Linked DNA regions of Homo sapiens: region 1 is linked to region 2. Evidence: chromatin loops called from intact Hi-C (ENCODE). Cell type or tissue: heart right ventricle. All regions are shown on one strand. Each heading gives the region's core, and the rest is flanking DNA. Links, peaks and the distances in the headings are about the cores only.

Region 1 (5,387 bases), core at 77-5,076, 59 kb after region 2:
TTGCATATAAAGGGCTCACTTGGCAGAGGATTGCTGGGGGAGAGATACAATCCTCACAGCCTGAACCTCAACTCTCAAAACTCCTCACTTCAGCCCTGACCTCCAGAGCACCCATTTCTTCCAACCGCTTGTAGAACTTTCTCTTTCATCTGCTTCAATGCTCAGAGTTTTCAGCGGCATTGACAAACAGTAAGAATCAGGACTAATGGCCATAAACCTGGATGGCAATGACATTCTGATTCCCCTGGGAACCAAGGTCTGCACCTGCCACTTCAGTGCAAGAAGCAAAGAAGTACAAAAGAGCCTTTCACCCCGGATTCTTTTTCCCCATTCTGAAAAAGGGATGCCTGGGATGCGGGGAACTTTCCTCTTCCACAACAAAAGCTGTAAACTTAAACCCACCTTGTGCCTAGCCACCAGCCTTTCTGGAAAATCTTCCCCTGCTTGTCTCTTTATGTTTCACAGCTATTGGAACTGGGTTGTTCAAAGAAGTACCTGACCTTGTTTGTCAGATGAGAAACAGAAAATGCTGACACTGAATTCTTTCATTTGCTCCTGCTGCTAACAGAGCAGTACTGCAGAATCTCAGACACTTCAGCAGCTTTGGCCAGGCTGGGGGTATAGAATAATGAATGCATAAAGCTCCTTGACAGGAACCTTCTCTCCCCTCCCAACACTGCATTCTGTGCTGAAAAGGAGGGAGGGAGGCCATTAGCAAGGAGTAAGCGCAAAATGAAGTGGTTTGGAGCCGTGCTGAGGATAAAGGCCAATTTCAGCCAATGCTGTTTGACCTGCTGGTACTGTTTTTGCTTTTTTTTTTTTTTTTTTTTTTGCTTTGTTTTTTTTGTCTGAGTCCTGCTGTTACTTTTGTCACTGGAAGAAAATGAGTCTCATAAAAACATAGGTTTTGTCTTATTCATCTCCAGGATTTAGCACAGAACCTAGACTAATGAAGGTAGATTTTAAAGAGATTATGGGGAGAGCATCTTTTGCATTTGAAAGGTAAATAGTTTTATTTTCAATTTGCAGAAAGGGAACACAGGTTTGGAGATATGAAGAGACTGGTTCAAAATACAAAGCTAGTAAATAGAGGTATCTTTGCAGATAAGCAACAGAAAACAACTCTGGCATATTTAGCCTAAAAGGTCATTAATTGGAGAGATACTGGGATACAGAGAGAATGGGAATCTAGAAACCCAAATCAGAAAAGGGACAGGTGTTAGGATAGATACAAGCATAGAGTATTGGATAGACACAGATACAACCATCCCATCTAGCAGTCAATTCACGCCAAAGTTTTTTCCCATTCTTGCTATCATTCTGCTCAAGATGGTAGAAGTGCTGGGAGAAAGTATGAGATGGACTGAGCTCAGTTCCACTTTGGAGAAGGGTGGGCAAGACATGGTTTCCAAGACTTAGAGTTTCATCGAGTCTACATACAGTGGAACAAAAATATTGTTCCCCCAAAGGAAAATGAGTTACTATCAGAAAGAGGGAATGGGCACAGAGTGCCCCCCAAATTCAAATGTTCACCCCAGAAAGCTAGAGTTCAACTCATGTACATTTGATGCCAAAGTTTGCATCCTTTCACTATGCCAGCATGGTTGTATACAGTGGTTCTTAACCAGTGGTAATTTTCTCCCTTTACCCCCAGGGACATTTGACAATGTCTGGAGGTATATTTGGTTGTTACAACTGGGAGGAGGTGCTACCGGCATCTAGCGGATAGAGGCCAGAGACGTTACCAAAAATCCTACAATGCACAGGACATCCCCACAAAAAAAAATTTTCCAGCCCAAAATGTCAACAGTGCCAAGGTTGAGAAACTCTGGTATAAACAAAGACAGGGGATTGAGGTAATACACTATAGGTTTTAGAAAGTCCAGTAATTCAATTTGGTGGAAGTATCAATTACATATGGAAAAACAAAAGAGGAAAAAACTAAAAAAAAAGCTTTAAATCAGATTTTGTGGGGCCTTGAATGCCAGCCTAGGTTGTCTAGACTGCACTTAATAGGACTGGATACCTCTTAGCCTAAAATTATATCTTCATTGACTGGGCCTGGCGGGTCTCCATGTTTATTCTGAAGTTTATTTCTAGAAGACCTTTGGAGCACGTGATCAAATGACATGAGACAGCTAATGACAAGGCCCTTACTGTCCCCAGCCTGTGCAAACAGTCAGGATCGTTCCCAAAAGTTTTGCTTCTCTATGCTTCTTATATCTCTCAAGTATATGATATTAGAAAAGTGATTGCTTCTTAGAGCGCATGCTCCTGCTAAAGAGATTAACACTATTTTCACATCCTTTCAAATCATACAGCCACCAAATAATCTTTATTCTTTCCTGGATACCCTGTTTTAAAAATTAACATATTTCACTGATTCACATTTTTTTCACATCTCTGAAATCAGGACGTACTTATGACCAATAATGTACCCAAGTTTTATTGGTAGCACTTACAAATGTTTTATATAAAATAATGGCACTTTTGATCAATGGAACTTTAAATTCAATGAAATATATTTGTTTTCTTTCATTGTCATTGGTTAAATTTTATTCACACTCATTTAAAAGAACTGGCTGTTGGCATTGTATGTGGGTATTAGTGTTGAACTCTTGCAGAGTGCTAAGGAACATACAGAATATCATGATGGAACTGGCCCCTCTCTGTCATCATTATTTTATAATTAGAATTACAGCTCTCATGTTGAACAGAAGAGGTTTGGTAACTATGCAACCATTTCCCCAGTGGGAACATCCAGGGCCTGCCCCCAGTGAAATGTTTCGTCTGTGTTTCAAAGCTTTTAAGGAGTATGTGAAAGAAACATTTATTCAGGTCGAATTGCCTTGGCATATGCTTTTGGGCTGTTCTTATTTTATACAGACTTCTTGCTCCATCATTAGATAATTTTATTTGTACAAAGGAAATGGAATAAAATTTCCTTCTACATCCTTTCTCTATTTCTCATCTTTATCTTCCAACAGGGCTTCCTCCTTTCCTTTTTCAACACCATATATCAGTAAGATTAATATGTAATGAGATCCACCCTCCTGCAATGTATCAGCCTAAGAAACAAAGGCGTAAGTAAGACTAAAGAAGGAGAGTGAAGAGATGAATAGAGGTGAAGCTTAAGCAACTGTGGATTTCCAGGAAATATTTATGAGCTAATTTAAATACTAATGAGCTGGTAGTCTGACAGCAGAGGGAAGACACAAGAGCACAGAAACTCAGCTGGGCTGCGGGTTGTCTTATATCTACACAAGCTGTACAGTAGAACAGCCACATTTTCAGCCTCCTGCTGAACAGACATTTCAAAATGCTGTTTGGTGAAAAATTGACATTTTCCCACTGATTTCAATTTTTTATTTCTATCATAGCACTTACTAATCTATTTGAATCCCAAGCTGAAGAAGATACATAGGGGCTGAATATAAAAACCACTTCACCCAACCCTTTTCTTTGAATGGCTACTGTACTGGAACGACTCTTTAAATTTTCTTTTTCTGTCCCCTTTAAGAATCCACCAAATACCCTTTCTTGCAAGTTCCTACGCAGCAGCTTGAACGGTGTCTCAAGAGTGTAGTAAGAGGTAATTTATCTGAAATTGCCTCCTGTCCCAACCTGACTGCAGAAAAATACATCAGTTGCCTATGGGTTAGAAAAGATAAAAACACTTGCTATTATAATAAAACAAATTTAACTTCCAAAGAGCTTTGTACATATATTGCCTTAAGCATGACAATCTGCTGACTTGATTCAAAATAAACAACTGGCTTTTGTGGTTCTAAATCATATTTCAAAGTTCCCCACACAGATTTGTTGTTAGGGCTTATTCAGCTGAGATTCTTTTTTTTTTTTTGGCATTTTTCCTATCATAAAGAAGCTAAGTAAGGTAAAGAGAAAAGTTGGGTGAGCAACCCAGAGAGTCTCTGGAAAAGTAGTCATTTTTAGAATTGAGGAGACTTAGGTCCCAAAAGTTAAAAAGCAGAAGCTAGGGTCATATCATCTAGAAACCCTGCACACATGCTGTTATGTGCCCCGGGGATGTGGTGGCTGGGGCTCAAATGAGGCCAGTGAGGTGCTTACCTCAGGCGCAAAATGTAAGGTGGTACTAAAAAACCTAAGAATCAAGATAATACTAATTTTATGCAATATTTTAAAAAATTAAAATTAATGCAAAAGTCAGATAGTGTGATGTCTCCATCTCTGTTCTTTTTGCTCAGATTGCTTTGGCAGTTCGGGGTCTTTTGTTTTTCTATACGAATGTTAGGATTTGTTTTTCTATTTCTGTGAAAATATCATTGGAATTTTGATAGGGATTGTATTGAATCTGTCGATTGTTTTGGGCAATATGGACATTTTAACAATGTTAATTCTTTTAATCTAAGAACATGAGATATCTTTCATTTATTTGTGTGTTTTTCTCTTTCTTTCATCAATGTTTTATAGTTTTCAGCGTACAGATCTTTCGCTTCCTTGGCTGAATTTATTCCTAAGTATTTTTTTTTGTAGCTATTGTAAATAAGATTTTTTCCTGATTTTTTTTCAGATACTTCATTGTCAGTGTATAGAAATGTTACTGATTTTTGTATGCTGATTTTTCATTTTGCAACTTTGCTGAATAGATCATTCTCAAAGGAAACTTACAAATAGCCAACAGGTATATGAAAAAAAGGTCAACATTACTAATCATCAGAGAAATTTAAATTAAAAACACAATGGGATATCATCTCACACTTGTTAGTATGGCTTTTGTCAGAAAGACAAAATGGAACTCTCGCGCACTGTTGGTGGGAATGTAAATTAGTACAGCCATTACAGAGAACAGTATGGAGGTTAATCAAAAACTTAAAAATAGAACTACCATATGATCCAACAATTTTACTACTGGATATGCATCCATAGGAAATGAAATCAGTATCTCAAAGAGACATCTGCACTTTCGTGTTCATTGCAGCATTATTCACAATAGCCAAGAAATGGAATCAACCACAGTGTCCATCAACAGATGAATGGATAAAAAAATTGTAGTATTCATTGGATGCAGTGGCTCACACATATAATTCCAACACTTTAGGAGGCTGAGCCAAGAAGGATCCCTTGAGGTCAGGAGTCTGAGACCAGGTTGGGCAACAGAGCAAGACTCCATCTCTAAAAACAATTTTTTTTTTAATTAGCTGGGCATGGTGGCACATGCCTGTAGTCCTAGATACTCAGGAGCCTGAGGCAGGAGGATCCCTTGAGCCCAGGAGTTTGAGGATGCAGTGAGCTATTATCCCAACACTGCACTCCAGCCTGGGCAACAGAGAGAGACCCTGTCCCCAAAAAAAGAAAAAGGAAAAAAAGAAAATGTGGTATATATGCACAGTGAAATTCTATTCAGC
Region 2 (5,387 bases), core at 213-5,212:
TTTACTTTTTAAAAATGCTTACTGTAGTTTAATACTCATATTTCAAATCCTTTTATTGACCCGTACTGTCTCAGTACAGCATTGATAACATAACATAACATCCACAATAATTAATATCATAAACATGAGATTATGGCTTTCTTACAAAATGTAGCAGATGAGAGAAAGAGCTGAGAAAAACAAAGCTCTTTTCAAAACATGGTGTCTTAAAAACAGTTATTAAAACTGATAGCAAAGAGAACACAGAGCAGTAGCTTCAAAGTCACTTGTGTAATACCTGATTTCTTATTTACTTGCAGAAAATGTGCTTACGGCCAAAATATTATCTCACAAATTAGTCTACCATACTCATATAAAGATGAAACAGAACCTTTTAGCAAAATTCCACCATAAAGAACTACCCTGATGTATTGTTTCTGGGTCCAGTGCCCCAAATCCCAATTATGGACCTGCTTTTCAGGTGCTTTGTTTCAGGTGCTAAACAAAGAGGACATTGGATCTGCCTTTTGTAAGGAAACAAAAGACTGTGGTTGGAGACATGTGATGCCCATCATTTGCTCCTGCTGGCCAGAGGCAGAAAGGACCAGGGGAGGGGAGAAGAGACAAGGGCTACATTACTTAGAAACATCAAATTCTGATGCTGGGAATTTAGGAGAAGCATCCATAGAGAGCCTGGAATTTCTCTTTCTCTGTGTTTTTTTCCTTTTCTTTTTACTTTAAAAAATTGGTATATAATAAATGTACATACCTTGGGGTACATGTGATAATTTAATACATTTATGTAATTTCAAAAGATCAAATCAGTGTAACTGGAATGTCCTCACCTTAAATATTTGTCTTTTCTTTATGCTAGAAACATTCAAATTATTCTCCTCTAGCTATTTTGAAATGTACAATAGATTATTGTTAACTATAGTCACCCTACTGATCTATCAAATACTAGATCTATTTCCTCTATCAAACTGTATATTTGTTTCCATTAATCAGCCTCTCTGTGCTTCCTGAAACAAAGACATCTAACCAGACCTTGGATGGATTCTTGTTCTGGGCTGAAAAGCTTGAAGAAGGGAGAGCAGCTGCAAGGACAGCAGCATTGGAGTGATTTAGTCTTTCCGTTCTGCCTCTAGCTCCTTAGCTGAAAGCTTTTTCTTTGCCTTTAGAGGAACAAAGACCTCTGGGTCCTTAAGGTCCCCAGAGAACCACTTGGTCCCCACAGTGCAAGTCATCCAGTGTAGCATATGGCTAAAACTACCAAAACATCAGAAGGGTCAAAATGATTCTGAAAATTGAGGCAAATCGTCTAAATAATTCTACCAAAATTGTACTTTTGTTCAAACACATAGATGGCTGAGGCAAAAGTGGTCCTTTTGGCTTATCTTAGACAACAATGAAAATTATTTACATCATTTGGTAGGTTTAGATGAGAATTAAAATACACATTTTTTTGAAAAAGTATATTAATGTAGATGAAACTATTGGAATACATTTACCCATAGTATTTCTGAAGAGCAGATGACAATGTCTAAAAGACAGATTCTTATGGCAAAATTGTAGAGTGCAGTGTGAAATCTGCACATACCTTAACTTCAGGGGCATTAGTCATAATAGTGACCTACTTCACTGGGTTGTTAGGACATATGTAATATTCTAGGTAAAAGGAAGGAGATTCTTTGAGCCAACCAGTGTGTCTAACCTTCCCAGAATCCCATGATAACTTTCTTTATTTTCTTTTTTGGTTTATTTGGCTGAAGTTAATGTTAAGACAAGATATATTCTAATATATATCAAAAGAGTTTAGAACCCATGGGCCGAAGAGTTTAGAGCTCATAGTAATGCAAATTACTTACATCATTCCATTTAATACCAGAGTGATATGAGCTCTGCACTGAACAGCCAAAGCTGCAAATAGTTGGCAAGAAAATGAAGGGCCTGTCCCAAAAGAATGCTCTGCTTCAGGCTCTACCAAAGACAAATTCTTCAGTGGAGCATATCAGCTACCATAGGAAAACAGAAGCAAAGTTATGTCAGTGATTCTAGAACCCATACTGCTCTGACTTGAAAGTACGTTGGTGTTTGTTGAAAGCTCATTGTAGCATCATTGGCTATGATCAAGTTCTCATGGTAAAAGAAAAATAGTATCTTTTTTGTCAGAAAAGAGCGTTTGTAATAAATATGATACATTTAAACTTGGATTTTCTTGTGGAAAATAGACTAGTTTTTTAAAGGATAGCACTAAGTTAAATTAATTTATATATCTATAAAATGAGCTTCTTCATTTGTACATTCAATGACTCTAGCTGATTTTCCCAAAATATATCACACAGTCAAACATTCCCACCAAGCTAAGACTAGAAACAAGTTGTTAGTAAGAGGAATAATGGTGAGAAGTAGACCTGCCAAGACTGAATAATTAAAAATGATCCAGAGTTGAAAAAAGCAGAGTATTTTCCCCCACCTCCTTATGTTACAACATCTTACAACAGTAGCACAAATGCTTCTGTGGTTTACAATGAAAATGGCAGAATTCCTTAGGCCAAGGGACTCAGAATATAAATTCTCCCCCTACTTTCCATACTGGGGCCATAGTGGGAAAGATGCAGCTCTCTTGTCCTCTGGCTTTTTCAAATACAGAAAATTAATTTTAATTTTTATTTATTTATTTTTGAGAGGGGCAGTCTGGCTATGTTTCCCAGGCTGGTCTTGAACTCCTTGGCTCCAGCGATCCTCCTGCCTCAGCCTCCCAAAGTGCTGGGATTACAGGTGTGAGCTATCACACTCAGCTCACCCTTCTTGTTTTTAATAAATAAAGTGAAAGCTTTTTATAAAAAGAATGTTGCTTGGCTATTCTCATCTCTAGTAAAGATGGAGAGATAGTAATAGGATTCGACTTCATCAGAAGGAGTTTAGGGTGAGCTAGGAAGAATTTCCTGCATCCAGGAGTGATGAGGCAAAGAACAGCTCCTGATGATTGTGCTTTTCCTGTCCCTGAAAGAATTTGCAGATGATGATACAGCATGTATTTGGTGGGGTGGTAAGCGTAGTAATGGGATCAGGAATGCAGAATATTAGTTATGGAATAACAGGCCGCTCAGTTGCTAAGGAATCCTAAAAATAGGGCATGAGTGACTAGCTGAGAGGGGTGGGGAGGAATGGATGGTTTCCTGGGTTTCATTGGGCGCCCAGATCTGACAAAGACAATGCAGGGCTGCTTTCTGCAGCTGCAGAGATTGAGCAGCAAGCGTGGACAGACAAGTCTGAATCCTAACTATCTTGCAGAGCTATTCTTAATAATAGCTTAGCTTTCTTCCTGTGCAGGCCAGCCCCAACACACACAGTCCTCAGACTCACAGTAAAGTCTTGAGGCTTGGGTTCTTGGGGCAGAACAGAGGTCCACAGTTCCTCCAACAACTGTGCCCATATGCACATCCCCTCTTCCAGCCCCATCTAATTTTCAAATGAATTCCCCAGCTTGGAAACTGTTTGGGTAACAGACTCCCACCCATCATTCCACAGTGTGCAAAGCTGACTATTTGCATACTGTGGTGAGAGAAATCTAATAGGTGAAAAAAGGGTGGATGATTTTATTTTGAAGCAAAGTTGTGTTTGTTGTCATCCTGGACAAGTTGACCTCTGCAAAACTTCTTGTTTTGAAGATTCCACAAAACTATTTTAAGCAAAGTTTACAGCTTATCAAATAAATGGAGAAACTCCCTAGGGAATAATGTGTTAGAAAATTTGCCTGCCCATTTCCCACATCCTCTAACTGACAGCCTATCAATGCTGTGCTACTTGTTTCCTCTGAGACAGGTTCTAATACGGATTGTGGCTTTCATTTGCTTGGTGGGATTTTAAAAAATTTCTGATGTTGTTATAACAAAGGGCTTTGCTCATTTTTCTTTTAGTCAATGACAAAACATGGTAGAAATGATATTTGGCTGCTGTGTGGACACCAGGGAGATGGCAGGAAAATGAAGAGAGTAGAGGAGACCTGGAGGAGGACATCAGCAGAGGAAAGGAAACCTAGCTCTCCTGCCCTGAGCAAGTGTTGCTATAGGACAGAGAAGGTTGGGTTCATGCTCTGTGGATCCCTTTGATGTCTTTGTCCATTCTTTTAAAAAGCTGGCTCAAAGGAAGAAAGCTCAGGGCTCTGTTTCTAAAGATTTCTATTTTACCCTTTTTAGCAATATTATTAGTTCATGGGCTTGGAGACTTAGTAAGTGACATTGGTTTGTGGGATTATACAAAGGACATCCCAACCCAATGGAAAAAATCTTTCCCCAAACTTTCATTGAGATTCACTGCTTTATTAAGACATTAACTTTTCCTGGAAGGCTCTGTTTAATTTAGAAAGAAGAAAAGAAAAAACCTTGGTAGGGAAGAACGGTTATATCATTACCAGACATAATGTGATGACTAGCCAGTAGAATATAGGACACGGAACAGGTGGGTTCTTTCCTATTTTAAATATGAAATATAATTTAGGTGTAGTAAATTTTACCCTTTTAGTGTACAGTCTTGCAAGTGTTGACAAACATGTGTAGTCATGTAACCACCACCATAGTCAAGATATGGAGCAGTTTTCATCACATCAAAACATTTTTACTTATATCAGGGTAATATCAGATATTATCCATATCCCTTCTGGTTAAACCCTTCCCCAATCCCTAGCAACAACTGATCTGTTTTCTGTTCCCCTAGGGTTACCTTTTTCAGGCAATGTCATATAAATAGTCTCATACAATATGTAGCCCTTTTAATCTGGTTTTTTTCACGTAGCATAACATATTTGAAATCTATCCATGTTCTTTTGTGTTTTAACAGTTTCTTCCTTTTTTTACTGCTGATTATTATGTCATTGTAGGGATGCACCAGAATTTATTTATTCATTCCCCAGTTAAGGGACTGCTATGGAATGATTTCCGTCCCCCGCAGATTCACATGTTGAAACCCTAACTCCCAATGTGAGGATTTGCATAGGTCTTTTAGGAGGCAATAAAGGTTAAATGAGGTCATAAAGGTGGGGCCCTAACCCAATAAGGTTGGAGCCCTTATAAGAAGAGGAAGACACATCAGGTCTCTCTGCAAGCACACAGACTAAGTAAGGAGAGGTTACAGGAGCACGCAATGAGAAGGCAGCTCTCTGCAAGCCAGGAAAAGAGCTCTCGCCATAAATCAAATCGACTGGCACCTTAATCTTGAACTTCCAGTCTCCAGAGCTGTAAGTAAATAAATTTCTGTTGTTTAAGTCATCCAGTCTGTGGTATTTTGTTATAGCAACCCAAGCAGCCTAGTGGTCAGAAGGAAAAATCTAGCTAGGATTCTAGTCACCCAGTATGAGTTACTAATAAGCAATAGTCATTTGATAACTTAGTCATGCCCTAAATGGA

What was found. Peaks named below come from ENCODE experiments on the same cell type or tissue, not always from the same donor. Only the 100,000 strongest peaks of a DNase experiment are listed, where the experiment ranks them.
Region 1: a loop joins it to region 2, with 4 times the contacts of the local background. A loop is called at or near these places in 2 of 110 quality-filtered maps.

Annotation. Positions count from the first base shown.
Region 1 is chr5:112,623,626-112,629,012 of GRCh38, reverse strand. LINC02200 (long intergenic non-protein coding RNA 2200) reads right to left here and starts at 577. Exons shown (of 3, transcript NR_104672.1): 1 at 403-577. In heart right ventricle, for the core only: no CTCF peak of the experiment used is centred there; a DNase peak (open chromatin) is centred at 2,763; H3K27ac peaks cover 1,448 bases.
Region 2 is chr5:112,682,675-112,688,061 of GRCh38, reverse strand. LOC102467216 (a long non-coding RNA gene) reads left to right here and starts at 5,174. Exons shown (of 3, transcript NR_104673.1): 1 at 5,174-5,218. In heart right ventricle, for the core only: no CTCF peak of the experiment used is centred there; a DNase peak (open chromatin) is centred at 3,207; H3K27ac peaks cover 3,243 bases.